Regions from separate parts of the Homo sapiens genome. Here regions 1 and 3 are each linked to region 2. A link is an interaction called in ENCODE POLR2A ChIA-PET data of the cell type or tissue named here. Cell type or tissue: Panc1. All regions are shown on one strand. Links, peaks and the distances in the headings refer to the core of each region. The heading gives the core; the rest is flanking DNA.

What was found. ChIA-PET counts read pairs that join two places held together with the same protein. Peaks named below come from ENCODE experiments on the same cell type or tissue, not always from the same donor. Only the 100,000 strongest peaks of a DNase experiment are listed, where the experiment ranks them.
Region 1: POLR2A ChIA-PET joins it to region 2 with 8 read pairs; 9 of 35 experiments call an interaction of 5 or more read pairs at or near these places.
Region 3: POLR2A ChIA-PET joins it to region 2 with 9 read pairs; 15 of 35 experiments call an interaction of 5 or more read pairs at or near these places.

What each region holds. Positions count from the first base shown.
Region 1 is chr11:65,515,021-65,519,578 of GRCh38, reverse strand. No RefSeq gene overlaps it. Among named protein-coding and RNA genes, the nearest start is that of SCYL1, 7.8 kb to the left of the region's middle. In Panc1, for the core only: no CTCF peak of the experiment used is centred there; no DNase peak of the experiment used is centred there; H3K27ac peaks cover 848 bases.
Region 2 is chr11:65,893,000-65,897,557 of GRCh38, reverse strand. FOSL1 (FOS like 1, AP-1 transcription factor subunit) reads left to right here. Exons shown (of 4, transcript NM_005438.5): 2 at 552-749; 3 at 3,437-3,544; 4 at 4,262-4,558. Among named protein-coding and RNA genes, the nearest start is that of CCDC85B, 4.6 kb to the right of the region's middle. RefSeq lists enhancers at 3,224-3,333, 3,436-3,940. In Panc1, for the core only: no CTCF peak of the experiment used is centred there; no DNase peak of the experiment used is centred there; H3K4me3 peaks cover 3,575 bases; H3K27ac peaks cover 3,805 bases.
Region 3 is chr11:66,054,668-66,059,225 of GRCh38, reverse strand. It overlaps SF3B2 (splicing factor 3b subunit 2), which reads right to left. Exons shown (of 22, transcript NM_006842.3): 4 at 3,911-4,150; 5 at 3,641-3,691; 6 at 2,271-2,388; 7 at 1,851-1,960; 8 at 1,076-1,172; 9 at 821-912; 10 at 181-396; 11 at 1-25. Among named protein-coding and RNA genes, the nearest start is that of SNORD13F, 3.8 kb to the right of the region's middle. In Panc1, for the core only: no CTCF peak of the experiment used is centred there; no DNase peak of the experiment used is centred there.

The DNA.
Region 1 (4,558 bases), core at 142-4,141, 380 kb after region 2:
GCGCAGTGGCTAACACCTGTAATCCCATCACTTTGGGAGGCCAAGGCAGGTGGATCACAAGGTCTGGAGATCCAGACCATCCTGGCTAACACGGTGAAACCCTGTCTCTACTAAAAATACAAAAAAAAAAAAAAAAAAAAAAAAAAAATTAGCCAGGCTTGCCTGTAATCCCAGCTACTCAGGAGGCTGAGTCAGGAGAATTCTAGCCGGTGCAGTGGCTCACACCTATAGTCCCAGCACTTGGGAGGCTGAGGTGGTTAGCTTGCTTGAGGCCAGGAGTTTGAGGTCAGCCTAGACAACATAGCAAGACTCAGTCTCTACGAAAAAAATTAGCCCAGCATGGTGGCACATGCTTGTAGTCCCAGCTACTCAGGAGGCTAAGGCAGGAGGATTGCTTGAGCCCACCCAAGAGGTTGAGGTTGCAGTGAGCCGTGAGACATGAGCCATGATTGCGGCACTGCACTCTAGTCTAGGCAACAGAGCAGGAACCTGTGTTTAAAAAAAAAAAAAAAAAAAAAAAAGGCTGGGCGCGGTGGCTCATGCCTGTAATCTTAGCACTTTGGGAGGCCAAGGCAGGCAGATCACCTGAGGTTGGGAGTTCAAGACCAGCCTGACCAACATGGAGAAACCCCGTCTCTATTAAAAATACAAAATTAGCCGGGCATGGTGGCACATGCCTGTAATCCCAGCTACTCGGGAAGGCTGAGGCAGGAGAATTGCTTGAACCTGGGAGGCGGAGGTTGCGGTGAGCTGAGATCGCTCCATTGTACTCCAGCCTGGGCAACAAGAGCAAAACTCTGTCTTAAAAAAAAAAAAAGAAAAGGAAAATTCTATATCATGATTAAATAGGATTTATCCTAGGAATACAAGGTTGGTTTAACATCTGAAAATTAATTAATGTAATACATACTATTAATAGAATAAAAAGCAAAACAAAAAAATACCTGATCATCTCAATAGAAGCAGAAAAAGCAATTAACAAAATCCACCAGTCTTTCCTTTTTTTTTCAGACAGAGTCTCACCTTGTCACCCAGGCTGGAGTGCAGTAGCGCGATCTCAGCTCACTGCAACCTTCACCTCCCGGGTTCAAGCGATTCTCCTGCCTCAGCCTCCCGAGTAGCTGGGATTACAGGCATTCACCACCATACCCAGCTAATTTTTGTATTTTTAGTATAGACGGGGATTCGCCATGTTGGCCAGGCTGGTCTTGAACTCCTGACCTCAGGTAATCTGCTGGCCTTGGCCTCCCAAAGTGCTGGGATTACAGGTATGAGCCACCGGGCCCGGGCCAATCCACCAGTCTTTCACGGTAAAAAGAAAAAAGAAACCAGCCAGGCATGGTGGCACATTCCTGTAGTCTGAACTGGGGCGTGAAGGTCACCTGAACCTGGCCAGGCACAGTGGCTCACACCTGTAATCCCAGCACTTTGGGAAGCCAAAGTGGGCAGAACACATGAGGTCAGGAGTTCAAGAGCAACCAACATGGAGAAACCCCACCTCTACTTAATAAAAAAAAAAAAAATTAGCCAGGCATGGTGGCATGTGCCTGTAATCCCAGCTACTCGGGAAGCTGAGGCAGGACAATCACTTGAACCTGGGAGGCGAGGTTGCAGTGAGTCGAGATCGTGCCATTGCACTCCAGTATGGGCTACAGAGTGAGTCGTCAGGTAAAAAAAAAAAAAAAAAAAAAAAGAATGTTTTCAGATTGTTCGCTGCTATAGTGATTTTTGTATGTTGATCTTGCATCCTACAACCTTGCTGAACTCATTAATTTTAATAGCTTTCAAAGACTCCATAGGATTTTCTGTATACAAGATTATGTCATCTGTGAAGTTTTACTTAGGTGAGCCACCACGTCTGGCTCCATTTTTAATAACATAAAGAAAGAATAAATTACTAGGAATAAATCTAAGAAAAGAAGTTCAGGCCAGGTGCAGCGGCTTATGCCTATAACCCTGGCACTTTGGAGGGCCAAGGCAGGAGAATGGCTTGAGCCCAGGAGTTCAGGACCAGCCTGGGCAATACAGTGAGATCCTATCTCTAAAAAAAAAAAAAAAAAAAAAAAATTAAAAATCAGCTAGTTGTGGTGGTGCATGCCTAAAGTCCCATTTCCTTGGGAGGCCGAGGCAGGTGTATTGCTCGAGTCCAGTAGTTCAGGCTGCAGTGAGCTATGATTACGGTACTGCATTCCAGCCTGGGCAACAGAGCAAGCCATTCCAGATCCTGTCTCAAAACAAAACAAAACTGGCCGGGTGAGGTGGCTCACACCTGTAATCCCAGCACTTTGGGAGGCTGAGGCAGGCAGATCACATGAGGTCAGGAGTTTGAGACCAGCCTGGCCAACACGGCGAAACCTCGTCTCTACTAATAATACAAAAATGAGCTGTGCGTGGTGGCAAGGTGCCTGTAATCCCAGCTACTCAGGAGGCTGAGGCAGGAGAATCGCTTGAACCTGGGAGGCTGATGTTGTGGTGAGCCAAGATCGCGCCACTGCACTCCAGCCTGGGCAACAGAGCCAGACTCTGCCTCAAACAAAACAAAACAAAACAATAACTTTTTAAACATAAAGACATCTTCAAGTGGCAACCACTACCTAAATGCCATTCCCAGCTAAGCTGTCATGAAAACTGAGAGCAAAATAAAGATATTTCAAACAAAGACTCTCAGAATTTCCCACTCAGAAATCAGTTACACCCCCATCGTGGCCCAGACCCCCGCGCAGCCCAGCCTCCTCAAACTGCACGTGGCTAGAACTGAGTGTGATCATCCCCCACCTTGCAGCCAGAATCATCAGTCTCACCATCTGTTCCCCAGGGGCAAGCCCCTAACTCATCTGCTGTCCTAGGGCCTAACTACCCTCCAACCTACCCCAGCTTCTCTCTCTCTCTCTCTCCTCTCTCTCTCTCTCTGTCTCTCTCTCTTTCCTTTCTGTCTCTCTCCTCTCTCTGTCTCTCTCTCTCCTTTCTGTCTCCTCTCTCTCTCTCCTTTCTGTCTCTCTCTCCTCTCTCTCTGTCTCTCTCCTCTGTCTCTCTACTCTCACTCCTCTCTCTCTCCATCTCTCTCTCTCCTTTCTCTCTGCTCTCTCTCTGTCTCTCTCCTGTCTCTCTCCTTGGTCTCTCTCCTCTCTGTCTCTCTTTCTCCTCTCTCTCTCTTTTATCTCTCTCCTATGTCTCTCTCCTCTCTGTCTCTCTCTACTCTCTCTCCTCTCTGTCTTTCCTCTCTCTGTTTCTCTGTCTCCTTTCTCTCTCTCCTCTCTCTGCCTCTCTCTCTCTCTCTGTCGCTCCTCCTCCCCTCCCCTCCCCTCCCCTCCTCTCTCCTCTCCTCTCTCCCCTTCTCCAACTCCTCTCTCAGCCTCCCTTCCAGCCACTCTGGGTTGCAGTGCCCCACATTTCTCACTTTCAAGCTGTTCTCTCTGGAGGAAGGCTGCCCTGGTCTTTTCTATCCAGCAAATTCGTATTCTTTGAATCTCACTCCAAATGTCCCCTGCTCTGTCTAGCCTTCCCTGAATTATTCAGGCAGAAAGCATTGCTTCTAGCCTGGCAAGATGGCTCACACCTGTAATCCTGGCACTTTGGAAGGCTGAGGTGGGAGGATCGCTTGAGCTCAGGAGTTCAAGACCAGCCTCGGCCATAGAGTAGGACCCTCATCTCAACAAAATATCAAAAAATTAGCCAGGCATGGAGGTGTGCACCTGTAGTCCCAGCTACTTTGGAGGCCGAGGAAGAAGGATTGCTTGAGCCCAGGAGGTTGAGGCTGCAGTAAGCCATGATTCAACCACTGCACTCCAGCCTGAGCAACAGGGTGAGACCTTGTCTCAAAATAAAGAAATAAAAATAAATTAATTTAATTAATTTGTTAAAAAGCATTGCTTCTGTGCTTTTCCAGTGCACTTCACAAGAAATGCTCTCAGAGACCAGGCACGGTGGCTCATGCCTGTAATCCCAGCACTTTGGGAAGCTGAGGAAGGAGGATTGCTTGAGCCCAGGAGTTTGAGGCCAGCCTGGGCAACATAGCAAGACCTTGTCTCTATAAAAAAAAAAAAATGCTCTTGGCCATGTGCAGTGGCTCACACCTGTAATCCCAGCACTTTGGGAGGCCAGGGGAGGTGGATAACTTGAGGTCAGGAGTTCGTGACCAGCCTGACCAACAGGGTGAAACCCCGTCTCTACTAAAAATACAAAGATTTGTATATAAATTGAATCATGCAGTATGTATTAATGGCAAAAACTGCAATTACTTTTTTTTGAGACGGAGTCTCACTCTGTCACCCAGGCTTGAGTGCAGGGGTGCAATCATGGCTCACTGCAACCTCTGTCTCCCGGGTTCAAGCGATTCTCATGTCTCAGCCTCCCCGGTAGCTGGGATTGCAGGTGTTTACCACCACACTCGGCTAATTTTTGTATTTTTAGTAGAGACGGGGCTTCACCACGTTGGTCAGGCTGGTCTTGAACTCCTGACCTCAGGTGATCCACTTGCTTTGGCCTCCCAAAGTGCTGGGATTATAGGCGTGAGCTGCCACACCCAGCCTGCAATTACTTTTGCACTAAACTAATAGTT
Region 2 (4,558 bases), core at 266-4,265:
GACCAGCCTGGCAAACATGGTGAAACCCTGTCTCTACCACAAATACAAAAATTAGCCGGGCATGGTGGTGCACGCCTATAATCCCAGCTACTCAGGAGGCTGGGGCAGGAGGATCACTCGAACCTGGGAGGCGCAGGTTGCAGTGAGCTGAGATCGTGCCACTACACTCCAGCCTGGGCAACAGAGTGAGACTCCATCTGAAAAAAAAAAAAGAAAAAAAAGAAAGAAAAGAAAATGAAGATATTACTGTGCCAATGATATGAGTCAGTATTTGTAAAGTGGTTAGAACAGTTCCTGGCAGTTTGTGCTTTATAAATGTTAGTTCTAATGGGGAAATGGGGGCACAGAGAGGTTATGTGACCTGCCCCAAAGCCACACAGCTTATGAGCAGGGATTTGCCACCAGGTCAGTCTCTGACTGCCAAGCTGTGCTCTTTCTGTTCCCAGAGCTAGCCTGTACATTGAAGGTAGACAGCAGTGTAGCCTCTGCCCAGTGGAAGCCCCTCAATCCACACGGACCTCATCTGTGGCCTTCCATTTCTTATTCCTTAGAAGTTCCACCTGGTGCCAAGCATCAACACCATGAGTGGCAGTCAGGAGCTGCAGTGGATGGTACAGCCTCATTTCCTGGGGCCCAGCAGTTACCCCAGGCCTCTGACCTACCCTCAGTACAGCCCCCCACAACCCCGGCCAGGAGTCATCCGGGCCCTGGGGCCGCCTCCAGGGGTACGTCGAAGGCCTTGTGAACAGGTAAGGCACAGAGGCATTGCAGTGGTTCCGACCCCGCCCAGGAGTGCTAGGGTGCAGAGAAGCTCCTGCCAGAAAGGAGAGCACAGGCTTAGGAGGGGGTAAGGTAGGCTACAGGTGACTACTGCCCAAGGCTGAAAGTGATAGGAGCCCCACGGGAGGCCCAGAGGGTACAACAGTCACTTCCAGATCAGGGAAAGCTTCCTGGAAAAGGTGGCATATTAGCCTAGAAGGATGGGTAGGACTGGCAGAGGCAGAGAGGAAGGAAAGGACATTCCAGGTAGCGGGGGTGGCAGGAGCAAGGATGGAGGCGGAGGCAAGAACATGTAAGGTGCGCACACGGAATGGTGAGGGGGTCTCCACCTGCTGACATGCATAGAGGGGGCGCTTATGTTGTCTGGGAGAGAACAGGAACAAGAGGGTTCCCTTCAGCTACTCCCTCAGTCTCAGTTTCCCTGTCTCATTTAATCCTCACAAAATCTCTCTGGGGAATGTACTCTGGTTTTCCCCATCTTCCACCAAAGAAATGAAGGCACAGAAGGGTAGTCACTTGCCCAAGATCACACAAGTAGTGAGTAATGACACAGGACTGGCCTTGGCCCCAGGTCTATACAACTCTAAAGTCAGATCCTAACCACCAAACCAGGGCCAGGTGCAGTAGCTCATGCCTGTAATCCCAGCACTTTGAGAGACCTAGGCAGGAGGATCACTTGAGGCCAGGAGTTCAAGACTAGGTTGGGCAACATAGAGAGACCCTGTCTCTACCGAAAAAACAAAATAAAATAAAACCCCCAAAACTAATCACCAAGCCACGCTGTCTCACTGGAAGCTAACAGAAGGCTCAAAGTAGAGGGAACTGACAATTCTTGGCTCCCCAAAGCCCTTACCAAAATAAGTGAGTAAGAGATGGCGAGTCTTTAAAGGAGTGGCTCATCTTTCCTCTCCCTGGGGCATTTTGGTGTGGGAGACTACAGGGGATGAGGTTAAAAAGCTTGGTCGGCAGGTAGAGGATGGGGAGAGAGGTTAGGGCCCTGGGAAAGGTGAGAGATCAGCCAGAGACAGGTTTCCCAGAACAGAATGTCTGGCCTTTGTGGTGAGGAGGGACTGTGGTATGAGCCGCAGAAGCGGGCCAGGGGTAAACCCTCCTGTGCGTCCTTCCTTCAGCCTGGTCCTGAGGGTGACCCTTTGATCCTGGGTTCTCCAGGTAGGGCTGTGAGCTGTGAGTTGGATCCTTTTGGTGAAATGGTCTCTCTCATCTGGCCTGTCACTCAATGTGGAATAGAGTGAGTGAGTTCTATGGGTTCTAAGTCCTGCTCTGGAACCATAAGTAAGTTATCCTCTCTGGGCTTCAGTTTTTCATGGAAAGTTGCGTTAAGAATCTAGTTTAAGGCCAGGCATGGTGGCTCACGCCTGTAATCCCAGCACTTTGGGAGGCCAAGGAAGGTGGATCATGAGGTCAGGAGATCGAGACCATCCTGGCTAACATGATGAAACCGTGTCTCTACTAAAAAATACAAAAAATTAGCTGGGCGTGGTGGAAGGCACCTGTAGTCGCAGCTACTCGGGAGGCTGAGGCAGGAGAATGGCGTGAACCCCGGAGGCGGAGCTTGCAGTGAGCCGAGATGGCACCACTGCACTCCAGCCTGGGCAACAGAGTGAGACTCCGTCTCAAAAAAAAAAAAAAAAAAGAATCTATGTTTTTTTAAAAAAGAGGCCAGCTGTGGTGACTCCCCCTGGTAATCCAAACATTCTAGGAGGCCAGTGCAGGAGGATCCCTTGAGCCCATGAGTTCCAGACCAGCCTGGGCAACACAGTGAGACCCCGTCACTACACAAAAAAAAAAAAGAAAAAAAAAGGCCGAGCACAGTGGCTCATGCCTGTAATCCCAGCACTTTGGGAGGCTGAGGAGGGTGGATCACCTGAGGTTAAGAGTTCAAGACCAGCCTGGCCAACATGGTGAAACCTCGTCTCTACTAAAAATACAAAAATTAGCCAGGTGTGGTGGTACATGCCTGTAATCCCAGCTACTTGGGAGGCTGAGGCACGAGAATCACTTGAACCCAGTAGGTGGAGGTTGCAGTGAGCCAAGATTGGGCCAATGCACTCCAGCCTGGGAAAGAGTGAGACTCTGTCTAAAAAAAATAAAATAAAATAAAATAAAATCTTTGCATGTTCTCAGTGAAAAACAAGAATCTACGTAAAGTACTTGGCTGGCACATAGTAGTTTTCCAATAAATTGCAACTTAATCAGCAGCACTCATTAGCCCCTCCTAGTGCTTACAGCTCATGGAAGAGGAGACTTGGTTGTCCACAGATCCAGAAGGATGAGGGTCCTGCAAAGAGGGTGCTGAGAAGGAAAGGTCACTTCTGGCTGGGGAATAAGACGGCTTCCTGGAGGCAGGAGCATCTTAGTTGAGTCCTGGGAGATGAGGAGGGTTAGGGTTTGCGGAGGGGGAGGGCATTATGGGAGAGGAATGTGCACTAAAGCTAGGTGCGAGGAGGAAATTTTACCAATCAAAGCAGACAGCGCCTCAGTGCAGGGAACTGGTTGGGTGCAGTGATCCCTAAATCACCGGCTGAGGGGGCCCTGCCATGACCTCTGCCAGGGTCCTACCACTGGGCCACCATGAGGGGCGAGTTCCAGGCAGCCAGTAGCCCAGGGTCCTCCTCACTGCGGGTCTCACCCCCAGATCAGCCCGGAGGAAGAGGAGCGCCGCCGAGTAAGGCGCGAGCGGAACAAGCTGGCTGCGGCCAAGTGCAGGAACCGGAGGAAGGAACTGACCGACTTCCTGCAGGCGGTGAGCACCAGCCCTGGTCCACCGAGCTCAGAGGGACCCTGTCTCCCAGAGCCCCCAGAGCCCCAGTATATGTAGCCCCCTCCTCACCATCCTAGCTCCTTGTCTGAGGGGCAGTCCTTCTGGGAAAATGATGAGGAAAAATTGATTAGAAACTGGCTGCAGCATGTCTCACTCACAGCAGAGCTGAAGCTCAGCCAGCAATCTCCTTTTTTTTTTGAGACAGAGTCTCGCTCTGTCACCCAGGCTGGAGTGCAGTGATGAGATCTCGGCTCATGGCTCACTGTGACATCTGTCTCCCAGGCTCCAGCAATTCTTATGCCTCAGCCTGCTGAGTACCTGGGGCTACAGGCGCCTGCCTCCCTACCCGACTAATTTTTGTATTTTTAGTAGAGACGGGGTTTCGCCAAGTTAGCCAGGCTGGTCTCAAACTCCTGGTCTCAAGTGATCCGCCCGCCTCAGCCTCCCAAAGTGCTGGGATTACAGGCCGGAGTCACTGCCTGGTGCCAGCAATCTCCTAAAACGTCTGGGCCTGATGGGAGTTGTGCCCATTTTCTCCCAGGGGCTTATGGGAGTTGTAGTCCAGACTTGCTGGGGACTCTCCACTGCCCCCCCTCTCCCCCCGCCCAACCCCAGCTCCTCAGAACCCTGAGTCCAAACGTCTGCGGCTCTGGGGTATTCAGCCCTCACCTTTCTGACTCCTCTCCTGATCTTCTACAGGAGACTGACAAACTGGAAGATGAGAAATCTGGGCTGCAGCGAGAGATTGAGGAGCTGCAGAAGCAGAAGGAGCGCCTAGAGCTGGTGCTGGAAGCCCACCGACCCATCTGCAAAATCCCGGAAGGAGCCAAGGAGGGGGACACAGGCAGTACCAGTGGCACCAGCAGCCCACCAGCCCCCTGCCGCCCTGTACCTTGTATCTCCCTTTCCCCAGGGCCTGTGCTTGAACCTGAGGCACTGCACACCCCCACACTCATGACCACACCCTCCCTAACTCCTTTCACCCCCAGCCTGGTC
Region 3 (4,558 bases), core at 277-4,276, 160 kb before region 2:
TCTCCTTCTTCACATCATCAGTGAGCTAAGGAGGCAGACAAGGTGAAACCCCTGCCCTCTGAGCCCCTTCCCAGTTCCTAAGGCCAGCACTAAAAGATGCCTGTTCACCGCTGCCTCTCACCCACCTCTGAGCCCCTTCCCTGTTTGGCACTGCCCCTTCCTAGTGTGCTCTCCTTGTACCTTAAAAGCCTCAAAGATCCTCTTAAAGAAGATAAAGTTGGGCTCGTAAATTTCAGGTTCTTCAGTCACATACTCAATCTCAACATCAGCTGCTGGGGAATCAGAGCCACGGGACCGGGTTGAGTCTTTCTCCCGGTCCCCAGAGCTCTCAGAGGACACCCCTCGCACCCGCTGGGGCTTTTTCTTCTTCTTTCGGTTCCTACGCTTCCGGTTTTTCTGTCAAGAGGAGGAAAACCAGCTGGGTCAGGGAATCCAAGCACTGTGCCAGCACCCCAACCCCTAAACTCCTCCCCCATTCTCCCCCACAGTTCAACAGTCAGGCTTTTCCCAAGGAGGCCATCTCATGAAGTAGCTGCGAAGGGGCCTTGGAGTCAGACTCCAAAGTTCTGCCACTCACAAGCTGTATGCCTTTGGGTAAATTACTGTGCGTCTCAGAACCTCTGCTTTTTCAGCTGTAAAATGTAGGCACGTATAGTACTTGGAACTCAAAGCAATTAAATGAAAAATATCTATAAGATGCTGAGGGCGGAAATTGGCACAAAATAGAAGCTATTACTTACTGAACACTTACAAATTGTGTTATTTCCGTACCCAAGTCCCATCTCCTGGCTTTCCTTCCACACTCAGCTCCAATCCCTACCTCCTTTTTAGATACGGACACTGTGTCCTCCTCAGTCTCTGACGCTGACTGGCCCAGGGACGAGCGAGCATCTGTTTCCATTTCCTCTTCCTCTGTAAGGAAGAAGGTGGTGATGAGTCTTCACGGTGCCACTGCCCTGCACTCGTTCACAGTAACCTGCCTTTACCAAGAGCCAGGGAAAGGGACAGAGGGATGAGGACTCAGCTCAGCCTCTCCAGGTTCTGTGGCTACAGCATCAGAACGCCTGGCACTCACCCTGCTGAGAATTCATCTCTTCCTGGCGGCTCTCCTTCAGCTGCAGGATCTTCTCCAAAGCCTGGGGGATCTTGGGGCCCACAGAGGGGTCATCCATCTGCCAGAGACACCCAGTCAGAGAAGGCAAATCACAGTGCCCTTTTTCTTTTTTTTTTCTTTCTTTCTTTTTTTTTTTTTTGAGACGGAGTTTTGCTCTTGTTGCCCAGGCTGGAGTGCAATGGCGCGATCTCGGCCCACCACAACCTCCGCCTCCCAGGTTCAAGCAATTCTCCTGCCTCAGCCTCCCGAGTAGCTGGGATTACAGGCATGCACCACCACACCTGGCCAATTTTGTATTTTTAGTAGAGATGGGGTTTCTCCATGTTGAGGCTGGTCTAGAACTCCTGACCTCAGGTGATCCGCCCGCCTCGGCCTCCCAAAGTGCTGGGATTACAGGTGTGAGCCACCGCACCCAGCCCACAGTGCCCTTTTTCCACCAACTTCCACCTCTTGGACTAGAAAGGCTGCTGCCCAGGTGATGTAAGCAGCAGAGAGTGGGCAACACCAACTGGGCTCAGTGGGGTTTAGTGTTCCTCAGAGGGACCCCAAGACTCTGCCTCAGTAATGTCTCCCCAGTCCCTCTGCCATACCCTTAGTTTAAATAAGAAGGGCTCCCCACTACCCCCAGGAATTTAAGTCCCCCCATCTTCTCACAGAACCTTTCTCTAAAAATCCAAAAATAGTCCCATCCTAAACTACCACTCTCTTATCCCTAGGAATAAATCATCAGTCTCACCTCTCTGTTCTCATCTCCAGGGGGCGGTGGGGGACCACGAGGCCGGGGAACAGGGGCTCCCATGGGCAAAACTGTAGGAGTGGGGCCCACTGGGCCCACTGGAGCAGCTACTAAGAGACGGGAAAAAGAAATCCAATGTCAGAAGAGGCAAAACACTCACGTAAAAAATTACCTCTCTTGCTGAAAGGGTGATGGTAAACCTGCAGGGGAGGAGGGCACGTGGCGTGGCTTTTGGAATGCTGGTAATGTTTTGGATCATGGTCCAGGTGCTGGTTGTACAGGTGTGTTCAGTGTGTAAAAAACCATTAAACTATATATTTACTATATATGCCCTTTTTAAATGTGATAGATACCTTAAAAGTCTTTTTAAAAATGTCTAAATCACCTTCCTTGCCCTTCCCCTCGGTTCCAGGGTCTCACCTCGAGGACCCAGAGGAGTGCGCACACCAATCTGGCCCATGTCTTGTGGGGGCCGAGGGACTGGGGTGCCCATCTTGGCAATCTCCTGCTGTCGTTCCTGCTCCAGTAACACAGCTGCCTACGGGAGGGAAGTGGGAGTAGATACTGCCTGAAAACGCATTTGGCAGGCAGCCCCTGGCAAATGCATTCTTTCAGCCGGGTAATGGGCCCAAGGAGAACAATCACGAACCACTTGGGTGCTGACATCCCCTCCACCCCCACACTTCCAGGCTACTAATCCAAACGGAGGAGCCCTCTCATCACAACGGAAAATCCCTAGAAATAACACCAAGGAAAACCCCAGGAAACTTCTGGTTCCTAGCAGAGAATTTCATATTGAGCCAAACAGTGCCTTCTACTTTTCAGAGAGTTTTCTTCCCCAAAAGATTAAATTATACAGAAGAAACTTTTGAGCTCTTTTCTTATATCCACCCCTCAAGATCCAGCACAATCTGGGCAAAGACAGTACTTTACCCACAGGTCCAGACTTGTGGCTTTTTTTTTTTTTTTTTTTTTTGAGACAGAGTCTGGCTCTGTTGCCTAGGCTGGAGTACAGTGGCATGATCTCAGCTCACTGCAACCTCGGCCTCCCCAGCTCAAGCCATCCTCCCACCTCAGCCTCCCAAGTAGCTGGGACTACAGGCATGCGCCGCCACACCTGGCTAATTTTTGTATTTCTGAGAGACAGGGTTTCATTATGTTGGCCAGGCTGGTCTCGAACTCCTGAGCTCAAGCGATCCACCCACCTCAGCCTCCCAAAGTGCTAGGATTACAGGTGTGAGCCACGGCACCCAGCTCATACTTGTTGCTTTTTAACACTTACTTTTTAATACTCCTGAGTAACCCACTGGGTAATGACTGATGCAATGCACCTCTGGGGCCAAACATCTTATATAACATTCCCAGACTTACAGTCCTATTCTGTCTAAATCCAATACAAATAACTCAATTACCCAGAGTCCTATCTAGAATGATGTCATGTAAGGCGAGCAGAGGTCAGCAGGCTCTTTTTATAATAGGTCAGAAGGTAAATATTTTAGGCTTTATGGGTTGCTGTACAGACTCTGGTACATATTTTTGGTTTGGGTTTTCTTATAACCCTTAAAAAATTTTAAAGTTATTTTTAGCTCATAGGCCATACACATGCAGGCCACAGGTCATAGTTTGTCAATTCCTGAACTTCAAGAAAAATTGAAAGCTTTGGAAGATACTAGAACTTAGTTGAGAACAAAGTAGCCTCCAGGGAAAACTTGAATGGTGCACTCTAAGCACTATAAATGACAGCCAACTGACTGGACCACGAGGTCAAAGGTTAGGGGGAGGGGTATTACCCGCTTCTGCTGCTCCAAGAGCTCATGTTCCTTCAGCGAATGATCTCCCTGCTTAAAAAAGAAAACAAGTTCATACCAGCACCAATACCCAACACGCCAATCTGCCACAACTCTTGCTTCTTGAGATCCTCTTCCAGTCAAGGGCCCATGTTCCAATCTTTAGTCCCGACCTTCCCAGAAGCCTTAGTTCTAGGACCCAGCTTTCTCTAAGGCTCCACTGCCCCTTCAGGGACCTAATGAGTCCAAGGCCAGGGCTGCCACCTGCCCTACCTGCTTGGCACGCTCCTCCTGCTGCATCAGCAATGCCGCCTGCTGCTGAGCCAACTTCAGCCGCTCCTCCTCTGACAGTGCCACTGGCTCACCCACACGGAGAGGAGGCGGGGGCCCCAAATTTGGTGGGTGGGCCATAGGAAAGCCAAGGCCAAGGCCTGGTGGAGGTGGTGGGGGTGGCGGAGGAGGCTGCAGAGGGGGGAGTCCCAAAGGTGGTGGTGGCATGGGAATTCCAGGGAGCTGTGGAGAAAATATGATCATAAAACTAGGAAGCATTTATCTACTCATTCTGCAAATATCTGGGGGATCTACTTTGAGTCAGGAGCTGGAATTCTAAGTCAAATGATACATAGTTACCACTCCATAAGAGAGAATGCTCCACAGCTCTATAAAGATATGAGAATGTTAACTTCTGGCACCAACCAAAGGAAGCTATCCACTCTCTCCAAAAAGATATCCTGAATATAGATTCTGCATACAATTCTAGGAGACTCAAAGACGCCTCTGAGGCCATCTAGGGACTCCTCATCCTACACACAGAGATCAGTAGATGCCAGGTCAGAGCCACTGCTTTAGAGAAAATGAGGCAAATCCTGGATCAGAAGGAACATGGAAATTGAGAGGACTTACATAAACAGGAACCACTGT